Linked DNA regions of Homo sapiens: regions 1 and 3 are each linked to region 2. Evidence: chromatin contacts called from ENCODE Hi-C or POLR2A ChIA-PET data. All regions are on one chromosome and are shown on one strand. The core of a region is the stretch at or near the end of the contact, and the rest is flanking DNA. Distances in the headings are between cores, read along the strand shown. Region 1 has its middle 13 kb from the start of SPMIP2. Region 2 overlaps RAPGEF2 (Rap guanine nucleotide exchange factor 2). Region 3 overlaps SPMIP2 (sperm microtubule inner protein 2).

What was found. Hi-C counts contacts between places; a loop is a spot of excess contacts on that map. ChIA-PET counts read pairs that join two places held with the same protein, here RNA polymerase II (POLR2A). Pooled maps may share reads with other maps.
Region 1: a loop to region 2 is called in a pooled map, with 3 times the contacts of the local background. The contact joins two enhancer-like sites. A Hi-C loop is called at or near these places in 8 of 37 single-sample maps with no recorded cell type and 11 of 50 pooled maps. POLR2A ChIA-PET finds 5 or more read pairs at or near these places in 1 of 52 experiments (common myeloid progenitor, CD34-positive).
Region 3: a map with no recorded cell type shows a loop between it and region 2 (2.4-fold over the local background). The contact joins two enhancer-like sites. A Hi-C loop is called at or near these places in 1 of 168 maps with a recorded cell type or tissue (Right ventricle myocardium superior), 3 of 37 single-sample maps with no recorded cell type and 4 of 50 pooled maps. POLR2A ChIA-PET finds 5 or more read pairs at or near these places in 2 of 52 experiments (IMR-90 and activated T-cell).

What each region holds. Positions count from the first base shown.
Region 1 is chr4:159,046,520-159,049,919 of GRCh38, forward strand. It overlaps a transcript of SPMIP2 not described here. Among named protein-coding and RNA genes, the nearest start is that of SPMIP2, 13 kb to the left of the region's middle. Within about 2 kb of position 1,777, at least 14 of the 41 ENCODE cell types and tissues checked have a DNase peak (open chromatin) inside an H3K27ac peak, as active enhancers do.
Region 2 is chr4:159,201,283-159,204,858 of GRCh38, forward strand. All of the region lies in intron 3 of RAPGEF2 (Rap guanine nucleotide exchange factor 2), which reads left to right. Among named protein-coding and RNA genes, the nearest start is that of MIR3688-1, 74 kb to the left of the region's middle. Within about 2 kb of position 1,874, at least 3 of the 41 ENCODE cell types and tissues checked have a DNase peak (open chromatin) inside an H3K27ac peak, as active enhancers do.
Region 3 is chr4:159,009,141-159,012,296 of GRCh38, forward strand. All of the region lies in intron 1 of SPMIP2 (sperm microtubule inner protein 2), which reads right to left. Among named protein-coding and RNA genes, the nearest start is that of SPMIP2, 25 kb to the right of the region's middle. Within about 2 kb of position 1,616, at least 8 of the 41 ENCODE cell types and tissues checked have a DNase peak (open chromatin) inside an H3K27ac peak, as active enhancers do.

The DNA of each region.
Region 1 (3,400 bases), core at 527-3,026, 150 kb before region 2:
TTTCAGTTTTGGTGTTTTTTTGTTTGTTCATTTCTTGTTTTGTTTTTTGTTTGTTTGTTTGTTTTTTTACTGAGACAGAGTCTTGCTCTGTTGCCCAAGCTGGAGTGCAGTGGCACAATCTTGGCTCACCGCAACCTCCACCTCCCTGGTTCCAGCGATTCTCCTGCCTCAGCCTCCCAAGAAGCTGGGACTACATGTGCATGTCACCACACTCAGCTAATTATTCTATTTTTAGAAGAGACGGGCTTTCACCATGTTGGCCAGCCTGGCCTCGAACTCTTGACCTTAAGTGATCCACCCACCTTGGCCTCCCAAAGTGCTGGGATTACAGGCGTGAGCAACTACGCCCAGCCCTTCAGCTGTTTATAGTGCTGCTTCAGCCTGTTAAGCATCAAAGCTGACTCTATACAACCCATCACATGGTGGAAGAATGATCGATCCATAAGAGGTGTGGTAAGGCGGGGTTGATGGACAGAGAGTTGGAAGTTATCCAGACTTTGACCTTTGGTTGCCTCATTCTTTCATTCCTGTATTCTTTGAGGCCTTTTAGAGCACTCCACTTCAGTGACCATGACTTGATCAGTTTTGTTAGACCACTTATGCTCTGGAACCTAGCATTTAGAAAAGTTAAAAATATTATTTGTGTTTTTCAAAAAAATCTAATCTTGTGCATTTTATAGTTTTTAAAAAAATTATAAAAAGTAGATTTTTATACACAAACTGAATAATCAACTTCTAAATAAATTTGCTCCAAAAAGTTACTTAATCCTAACAGAAAAGGAAAACCCCATACATATATACATTTATTTGTGTCTGAAACCATATACTCATCTATTTAAGCAAGACTTTTCTTGATTAATTTTGTATTTAAAAAATTTCCTGATTCTTTATATTTTCTCTGATTTTAAGGGCAAAATTTATGCTAGATTTTAAATTAGAAACATTCTTCTCATTCCTGCCTTGTTCCATTGATTGATTAAATTTTTTTTTATCTCCTAGTGCTTATCATACATGCTTAGAAAACACAGGGTTTCCATCAGTCATCTATCTTGGTTGCTTTATCTGTTGAGTCATAGTCACATTGCCACAGATTCTTGGTAATCTGAAAAATACCAAGATGCTCTTAGATAACTGAAAACCCCAGCGAAGTAGTATTTCCTGCGCTGTACCAAACAAGCTCTGCAGAAAAGTAACTAGGCTGGAGCCAGTAGTTGACAGTGAGGTTGCCCAATCCCAGTTCTATGGAGAGCCCTGCCTCTGGGTCTACACAGCACAATGGAAGAAAGACAAAGAGAATGGCCTGCCCCACTACCTGCTCCTCAGTGGCCTGAGATTCTGTATAATCTGAAATAAATCTAAATGAATAAGAAGACGGGGTTTCAAATATGTGAACCATGATATGATAGCATGTAACAGAATGGCATGTAATAGAGAAAGCACAAAGAGGGAAAATAAAAGAGCTCCTGCTCCCAGTCTTTAGAGATGAGGATGCTTACCGCGTGCTGGTGTGCTTACCTTCCTTCAGAGATGATTGTTCATGCTTTTAGCGATGTTTTGCAGTCTGTAAAGGTACTGTTTTGCCTTTTTGCCTTTCTCTAGGCCACCTGAACTCGCTTAAGTAATCATACCTCCTCCAAAGCATGGTATTTGAGAACAGACCTGGCCTCTGTTTCAGAAGGACATAATTGACCGTTTTGTGTAAGCACAAAAGGGGGTGGGGTAGGAGAGCTTTCCCGAGCCTGTGCTATCTCCTGTTGAAGCCCATTTGTTAGCCTCGTAGGCAGGGCGCGCTGGAATGCCTGGCAAGTGCAAGTACAGTGAAATGCCGTCATTGTGCTGCTCTCACGGCGCATGTTTTCCCACGTACAACATTCAAAATGTTCAGTTCCCTGGAAAATGTTCTAAAGAAGTTGCACTGTATTAGGCTTTGTCTTCTCGTCTTTCACAAAGGCAGACAGCCCTCTGTTGAGAACAGCCTTTCCATAGGCATTTCTCTTGGCTCAGAGCCACATGGACGTAACCTAGAGCCACCGAGCCACAAGAAAATCTTGGACCAGAAGCAGGGGGAGGGGACGCTTTGCACGGTTTTTCCTCCCACATTCAATATACACAAGGATCCCGAATTGAAAATGCCTATCAGTTTGCAAAGGATGATATTGTCAAAGAAATTTGTTTACAATGATAACTAATAATTTTTTCTCTCCCCTTCCACTTTTTTTTTTTTTTTTTTTTTTTGAGAGAGTGTCCCTATGTTGCCCAGGTTGGACTCTAACTTCTAGGCTCAAGTGATCCTCCTGCCTCAGCCTCCAGACTTAGCTGGCATTACAGATATGCGACACCATCCTAGGCTTAATAATTATTATTTTTTAAAACCTGAGATAATTTACTAAATGATATAAAGTTAAAATTTTTTTTGAATCGGAGTATAAAACGTGGGCTTTTAGTTGACATAATGTAATTTGAATGACTTAAAATATAGATGTCAAATGTTAAGGTTATGTCAGGTGCATTTATTATATTTATTAAATATTACCAATTCTGATTTTCATAGAAAGAAAATAAAAGAATTCTCTATTGTAAATTGACAAAAAGATGGCAGGGATTTCTGAGAAAACACTGTCGAGAAAGATAAAGCAACGTCAGTTTGTGACATTTCAGTGGATTCTATCTTCAACACAGATTAGCTTATTATTTTTATTTAAGTAAACAAGAAGGTCCAGCTGGACCAAGTAAGCTCTCGTATTTTTCTGTTCTTTCGCTGCACACAAGTCTAAGAATTGTTAAGAATTGTTTTACTGGTTTCCTAAAAGCACCACAATAGCTTTGAAAATGGTTGAGAAGATGTAAGAAAATAGTCTGAAACATATAGATGAGATCAAGATTCGCAAAGATTGATTAAGGGATAGAATGCAAACCAAGTGATTTTTTTAAAAAATTCTTATTGATACATAATAGTAGTATATATTTTTGGGGTGCTTCTTTTGATATACGCAGACAACGTGTAATGATCAAATCAGGGCATTTAGGATATCCCTCACCTCAAACACTTGTCATTTCTTGGAAATATTCCAAAGCTTCTCTTCTAGCTATTTTGGCAAATCAAGTGATTTTAAATACAATCACTTGTTTGATTTCAGCTTAGGATTTTCCATCAACTTTTCTTAAAGGTATTTATTCTTTAGAATGTTCTGAATTTTTATGATTCGTTAAGAATATTGATCACCTGTTCTCAATTTTTTTATACAAGGTTAGAATCCACTTAAAATGAATTAAAACCCATATGATTTTTGTGTCTGTCTGGAAAATAGGGTTTGACTTCCACAGATGTCATAGAGAGCTCAAATATATACTGCATTACATCACTGATATTGTAGCTGTCACAGAAGAGAGAAAAAAATTT
Region 2 (3,576 bases), core at 624-3,123:
TAAAATTATTGTGTATCTGGAAAGCCATCTGTCTATTGGAAGGTGGCCATTGTTAGAACTTATTTTTTTGAAGCCGTGGAACACTTTGTTCATAGAAAATCCTGTTCAGCCCAACAATAGTAGCTATTATGGTTGAAAGAGGTTTGGACGCCTTGAAATCCCAAGGGCTCTTGACATTGAAAACCTCTGATCTCAACTGTCTGCGGGACGCCTATAAAAGGATAGAGGATAATTTGTTGTAAATAAGTAATTTTCACTGTGGTTTTTTGGCATAATCGTATATTTGAGAGCACAAGTCTAAGCTGGCCAGAAGTCTGTAATAACAGCAGTGTAGGTGAGCAAAAATGGGACCCTGAACTGTAGCAAAGGGTTTCGATAGAGACTTGGGAGGGGAACCCGCAGAATGTGATGATAGGCTGTGAAGAGGGAGAAGCTTCGGAAGTTGTCCCTTTATCTTTTGGTTGGAGGGTGTTGGTGAGACCGCAGATACAGGAAAATAAAGGTGTTTTTCTATTTTTTGGTCATGGGTGGCTGGCCCTCTGGAGTTCCTTGTGGTCCCCATGTAGTTATTGGAACCTTTGTTAGTCTTCATTTTATTTCACTTTCTTGTTTTATAGGCATGTGATCAATAGCCCTCGATGATGATTCCTGTCTCCTTTTCTCCAGATGCCAACAGCTTTGTCTTTTGAATGTGATACTGTGCGGTATTACATCCTGGATAGTATAAAGTGACCTTTCTAAAATAGCACCAAAATTGGTATTTGATGCTATATGTGGTTCTCAGTTGTGCCGAACCTGTCTCAGATAGCTGTGTCGTGTGCTCGGCTCAGCCACTGTTTCTGGACATTTTGCCTATTCTTTCTCACAAAGCAATCGCCATCTTTTTGCTTCTCTGTTTTAATGACCTTGTTAATGCTGTCCATGTGAAGCATTTAGAGGAGCTTCCTCACTCCCCTGGGCCGCTTCAGGCTTGGCCATATTGCACTTGCTCTGCTAGAGTGGGAGGAGTCTCTTCTTGTACCCCATACACCCTCCTTGTTTCATATTTTGTCAGGATCATCTGGGAAAGCACTAACTTCTAGTTCCAGTTTGCTTAGATTTTGCATGGGCACCATTCTTTCTGTTTCTGTTTATTGCTTCTCCACTCCCGAAAACCCCCCAAAACTTAGATGGCCATGTTTGTGGCTGTTGGGAGTCTTGTTTTGAGCTGATGGTCTTCTAGGATCAGCATCCTTTACCCACAGCCACTTCCGCAACGCCTGCCGCTCTGTTTTCTTTCAACTCTCTTTTCTCTCCTTGTCAGTCCCCCTTGGCTTTTCTTTCTTTCTTCGTTTTTTTGGCGGAGTTTTGCTCTTGTTGCCCAGGCTGGAGTGCAGTGGCATGATCTTGGCCCACTGCAACCTCCGCCTCCTGGGTTCAAGCGATTCTCTTGCCTCAGCCTCCCGAATAGTTGGGACTATAGGCACCCACCACCATGCCTGGCTAATTTTTGTATTTTTAGTAGAGACGGGGTTTCACCATGTTGGCCAGGTAGATCTCAAACTCCTGACCTCAGGTGATCCACCTGCCTCTGCCTCCTAAAGTGCTGGGATTACAGGCGTGAGCCACTGTGCCTGGCCTCCATGAGCAACCTTTTTGGCTGACTGGGCCTCACTTAAGTTTTCACATTGTATTAACAGCTGAATGAAGTAGCATTTTCACAGTTATTTTCTTGCCCTCTAATAATTGTCTTTGCTGATTTAATCAGTTTTCTTTGGACTTAGTAGTTTTTTGTTCTTTCAGTTCCCTTGTCAACTTCAACTTGATCGCTTGCATTTACTGGCCACCTCCTTAAATGAGAATGTGGAGCGGCACACACAGCTCTTTCCCATGGAGAGAGTGCCACCTTGTGGATCTCTAGGATATTGCCGAGGAGGCTCTTAGATCCTGGCTCCATTTTTCCATTTACTGGTAAACTGAAGTTCACATCTTTGACTTTCAAGCACTTTAATACCTTACCTGGGTTCCTGTCTATTCAGTTCATTAATTTACTTATTAAGAAAATATTTGAGTGCCAATCAAGCATTATGTAGTGTATATATTGGGGGTACTTAAGAGTTAGAGGAGTTTAAAAACTATTGAGGAGAAACTCCCAATGTGAATAATTATGACGTTCTGGCACCTGCGTCACGTGAGCATGTACACAGGGCACTGGGAAGCTGGAAGAAAGCGACTCACTTTCCTTGGAATATACCAAAACACTTCTCAGAGGAGGTGATAGTTAACCTGGAACTAGAAGGATGAGTAATAAATTTACAAGAGAAAATATACTATTTAGAAGCTAGACTGCAGGTTTGTTCAAAACCTTTGTGGCATAGGTGGAAAAAAAAATGTGTGGCCTGGCCGAACAGGATGAAGTTTGCAGCATAAGGAATGTTGGGGTTGGGAGCAGAAAGCAAAGCTGTAGGTTGGTCCTTTCAGAGACGATCGTAAGAGAGGAAAGGAGATGAGGAAGATGAAGAGAACTAGTATTTTTTGTTACCATCATGCAAGGTACTGCATATATATTGTTTCATTAAATAAAAGGAGCTCTGTGAAGAAGGCATCAATGTCTTCCATTTTGCAGTTGAGGAACTAGAATCTCAGAATTTGACTTTACCACGATCACGTGGCTAGCGTGGAAGAAGGAATCTGTGCTCCAGAACCTGCGCTCTTTGCACAGCATTTCCTGCTTCCTTCATGGGCTCTGCCAGGGGGTTTGGACCTTCTCCTGTGAAGGACCATGGGGTTCATCAGAAGGATGTCATCTGATCCGATTTACCTGAGCAAATGATCACTGAAATGTTTCCCAGCTTCTACTAGGCATGATGCGCAGTTCCTGCCTTGAAAGGAAGTTCATTGTAGTTGGAAGAAGATGCTCAGGAATAAGAAATCATTACAGAAAAACATAAAACAATGAAATTAGATGGGCTAAGTATTTTAGAGTTTGGAAAACAGTGAGTGAGAAGATTTTCTTAAAGTAGTAGTTTTTGAGCCATCTCTTAAGGTACAGTGGGATGTAGAGGGTAGATGGAGAGAGGTAAACATCTTGAACAGCATGGCAGAGTTGGAATGAACAGAAGGAAAGCAGCCTGTCAGGAGCAGCAGGTTATGTTGAGGGGTAGTAGGAAGGAAGGTGGGAGAGGTGAGGGGGTCAGATCAAGTATTTCCCTCATGCCCATTATTCTTTGTTTAGACTTGGGATAATGCTCAGCGGGGATCATACAGTTCTGATTGCCCCAGAGGCTTTCTATCTGTTTACATTGGAAGGTGAACTGATCATTTTATAATGGTCTGTATTTGGTTTTGTTTGGCCTCGTTAATTTCCTTCCTGTTGATGAAAAACAGAAACAGGAGCCTTTTAGAGTTTCTCGTTATAAACCAGGGCTTTTGTGACTTCCGTTTTGTCCATTGTGGGATGAGATGTATTGAAATGAAATCAGTTGTCCATTGTGGTTCCTAGCTCAAGATCCTGTGGTCAAATTCTGAGATTCTAAGAAGGATTTGGTCTTCTGTAAGCGTGAATTCCCCTGATTAGAGAGACTCGCAAGTACTGCT
Region 3 (3,156 bases), core at 366-2,865, 190 kb before region 2:
AAGGTACAAACAGGCTCCCAAACACCACTCAAATAAATACTTTGCATGATTATAGCATGGCTTCTCATACAGTGTTCATTCATTCATTATACCAATGGTTCTGCAAATGTGATCCCCTGACCGACAGCATAAGCATCATTGGGGAACTTATTAAAAATGCAAAATCTCAGGGCCCACCTTATATCTCCTAAAACAGAAACCATGAAAATGAGGCTTAGCAATCTGTCTTAACAATCCCTCCAAGTGATTCTGATGCATCATGTTTGAGGACCCCTGCCCTATGCTCTTGCTGTTGTTTCTGAAGGGGAAGAAGTGCCAAGTAACTTCTAACATTTATTAATTAATGTACCAAGACTAGCAATGTTGGCATTCTCATTCTTCAAAGCATCTAATTATGGACTCTGAAATTGCAATTTATATATTCCTAGAATCAACAAAGGACACCAAGCTGCTGCTCTTTTGCATGGAAAGGTAATCTTATCTTCAAATGTCCCCATGTTTCCGTTGCTATTGAGAGGCTCTCATAAGGGTTAGTTAAGAGTTCTACTGGCTTGGCTTAGTGACTCATGCCTGTAATCCTAGCACTTAGGGAGGCCATGGTGGGCAGATCCCTTGGGCCCAGGGGTTTGAGACTAGCCTGGACAATATGGCAAAACCTTATCTCTGTTAATAAAAAAAAATGCAAAATTACAAAAATTAGCCCGACACAGTGGTGTACGCCTATAGTCCCAGCTACTTGGGAGGCTGAGGTGGGCGGATCACTTGAGTCCAGGAGGTTGGGAGGTCGAAGCTGCAGTGAGTTTTGATTGCGCCATTGTGCTCCAGCCTGGATGACAGAGGAGACTTTGTCACAAAAAAACAAAAACAAAAACAAAAAACAAAAACTACTCCTTGTGATTTCTGGTTGCTTCTGCAGCAGAGACCATGGGCAAAATCCCGGTGCTGAAATAAACATATGCCCTGATGTATTAGTGGACACGTTGTTAATCTACTTTGTATGGCTGGTTGGTTGTTTGAAAATCACATAAATACAGCCCTAAATTCAGTTATACTGTACACAGTATTGGCAGAGATACATGGTTTCCAGGATGTTCTAAGGGAGCTTTGGATAGGTGCAGCCTTCAGAGGTCAGCAGGTATGACCTTGCACTCTATGTGGGCTCCCCTTCACAGCACGTGTTCATCCAACTGACAAAATATTTCCAGTAACAAAAGCACATTCTATTTTTGGACAGGTCTAATTATTCTTCCATACATTGAACTAAAATCTGCCTTCCTGTAACAGTCACACAGTAGTCTGAATTCTGAATTCTGGTAAAGAATCCCCGTCTCATTGAAATAGCCCATGAGATCCCAGGAAAGGGTCACTTTAGGCTCTTTTGCAAATTAGGCTTCCCCACTTCTTTCAGGCGTTCATGTAACAACATTCCCAGGCTCTGCACCACTCTGCCTCTTGATGCTCTTCAATTTATTAACATCTGGCTTAAAATGTGGCATGCATAACCAAAAATAATGCTACCATGTGGCCCAATCGGGGCAGCGTTTGTTTCTGGAACACAGCTCTCTGTTAATGCAGCCTGTTATTGTGTCAGCTTTGTTGGCAACTGAGCTAACCTCCGGGCACATCTCCAGTCTGCAGTCAGCTCCACGCTCCACACCAACCTATTGCATAATGTCTTACCTATCCTCTACTTGGATTGTTGATTTTTAAACTCTAAGTGCAAGCTTCATATTTAGTCCTATTAAATTATAACTTTGTGAGTTTCAGACCCAATTCTAAAATAGTAACATCTTTTACAGTCCAAATTGTCATCGAATTTTACTCTCTCTTCTTCCTAGGTTTATATGTTCAGCAAACATAACCACATGATGTCTCTCTTTGTATAAAATCCTGAGGAAACTGTTGAACAAAACAGAGCTGATTCCTGTTCCCCTCCCTCACTCAATTATTTACCTCAAAGCTTGAAACTAGAATAAAATGTCCAAGTGAAGTACCAGTTAAATATTGACTTTCACTTGCCAATTTTACTTCAATCTGTCTTTCAACTGAAGTAGCCTGAAAAATGAAAATGTAATCATTCTAAATAATTCTTAGGGAACATATAGAATGCCTAATGGGTATTAAATATTTGAAATATAAATCCCCATTCTTTGATGTGTGCAAAAGGAGGTAGTTAAAGAATAGTATAGAGTAATTAAAAGCTTTTATCATGATCTGGGATTAATTGAAGTATTTAGAGAGTGGTGATGCCATACTGAAAACAACTATTACAACATTTAGGGTTTTGTAATTTTCTCTGGGTTAATTAATGCTTATAAAAATTATTCTGGCTGGACGCGGTGGCTCACGCCTGTAATCCCAGCACTTTGGGAGGCCAAGGTGGGGTGGTTCACCTGAGGTCGGGAGTTCAAGACCATCCTGACTAACATGGAGAAACCCTGTCTCTACTGAAAATACAAAAATACATGCCGGGCATGGTGGCACATGCCTGTTATCCCAGCTACAGGGGAGGCTGAGGCAGGAGAATCGCTTGAACCTGGGAGGCGGAGGTTGTGTTGAGCCAAGATTGCACCATTGCACTCCAGCCCGGGCAACAAGATCGAAACTCCATCCCAAAAAAAAAAAAAAAATTATTCTGAGCAGGCTTGGTGGCTCATGCCTGTAATCCCAGCACTTTGGGAGGCCAGGGTGGGTGGATTACCTGAGGTAAGGAGTTTGAGACCAGCCTGGCCAACATGGTGAAACCCCGTCTCTACTAAAAAAAATACAAAAATTAGCTGGGCGTGGTGGTGTGCACCTGTAATACTTAGGAGGCTGAGGCAGGAGAATCACTTGAACCCAGAAGGCAGAGGTTGCAGTGAGCCAAGATCACACGATTATACTCCAGCCTGGGTGACAGAGCAAGACTCTGTCTCAAAAAAAAAAAAAAAAATTATTCCTCAAATGGCTTCTTAAATCTATAAAAATTGAAAATAATTATAAAGAAAAAATTTAAAGCCAAGAACAGTAGTTCCATGACTTGGAAGGCTGAGGTAGGAGGATCACTTGAGCCCAGGAGTTCAAGACCAACCAGGGCAACATAGTGAGACCCTAGCTCTATTAAAACAAAATTTTAAGATATCTTACTTAGCACAGAGTATTGGCACTTAGAGATCA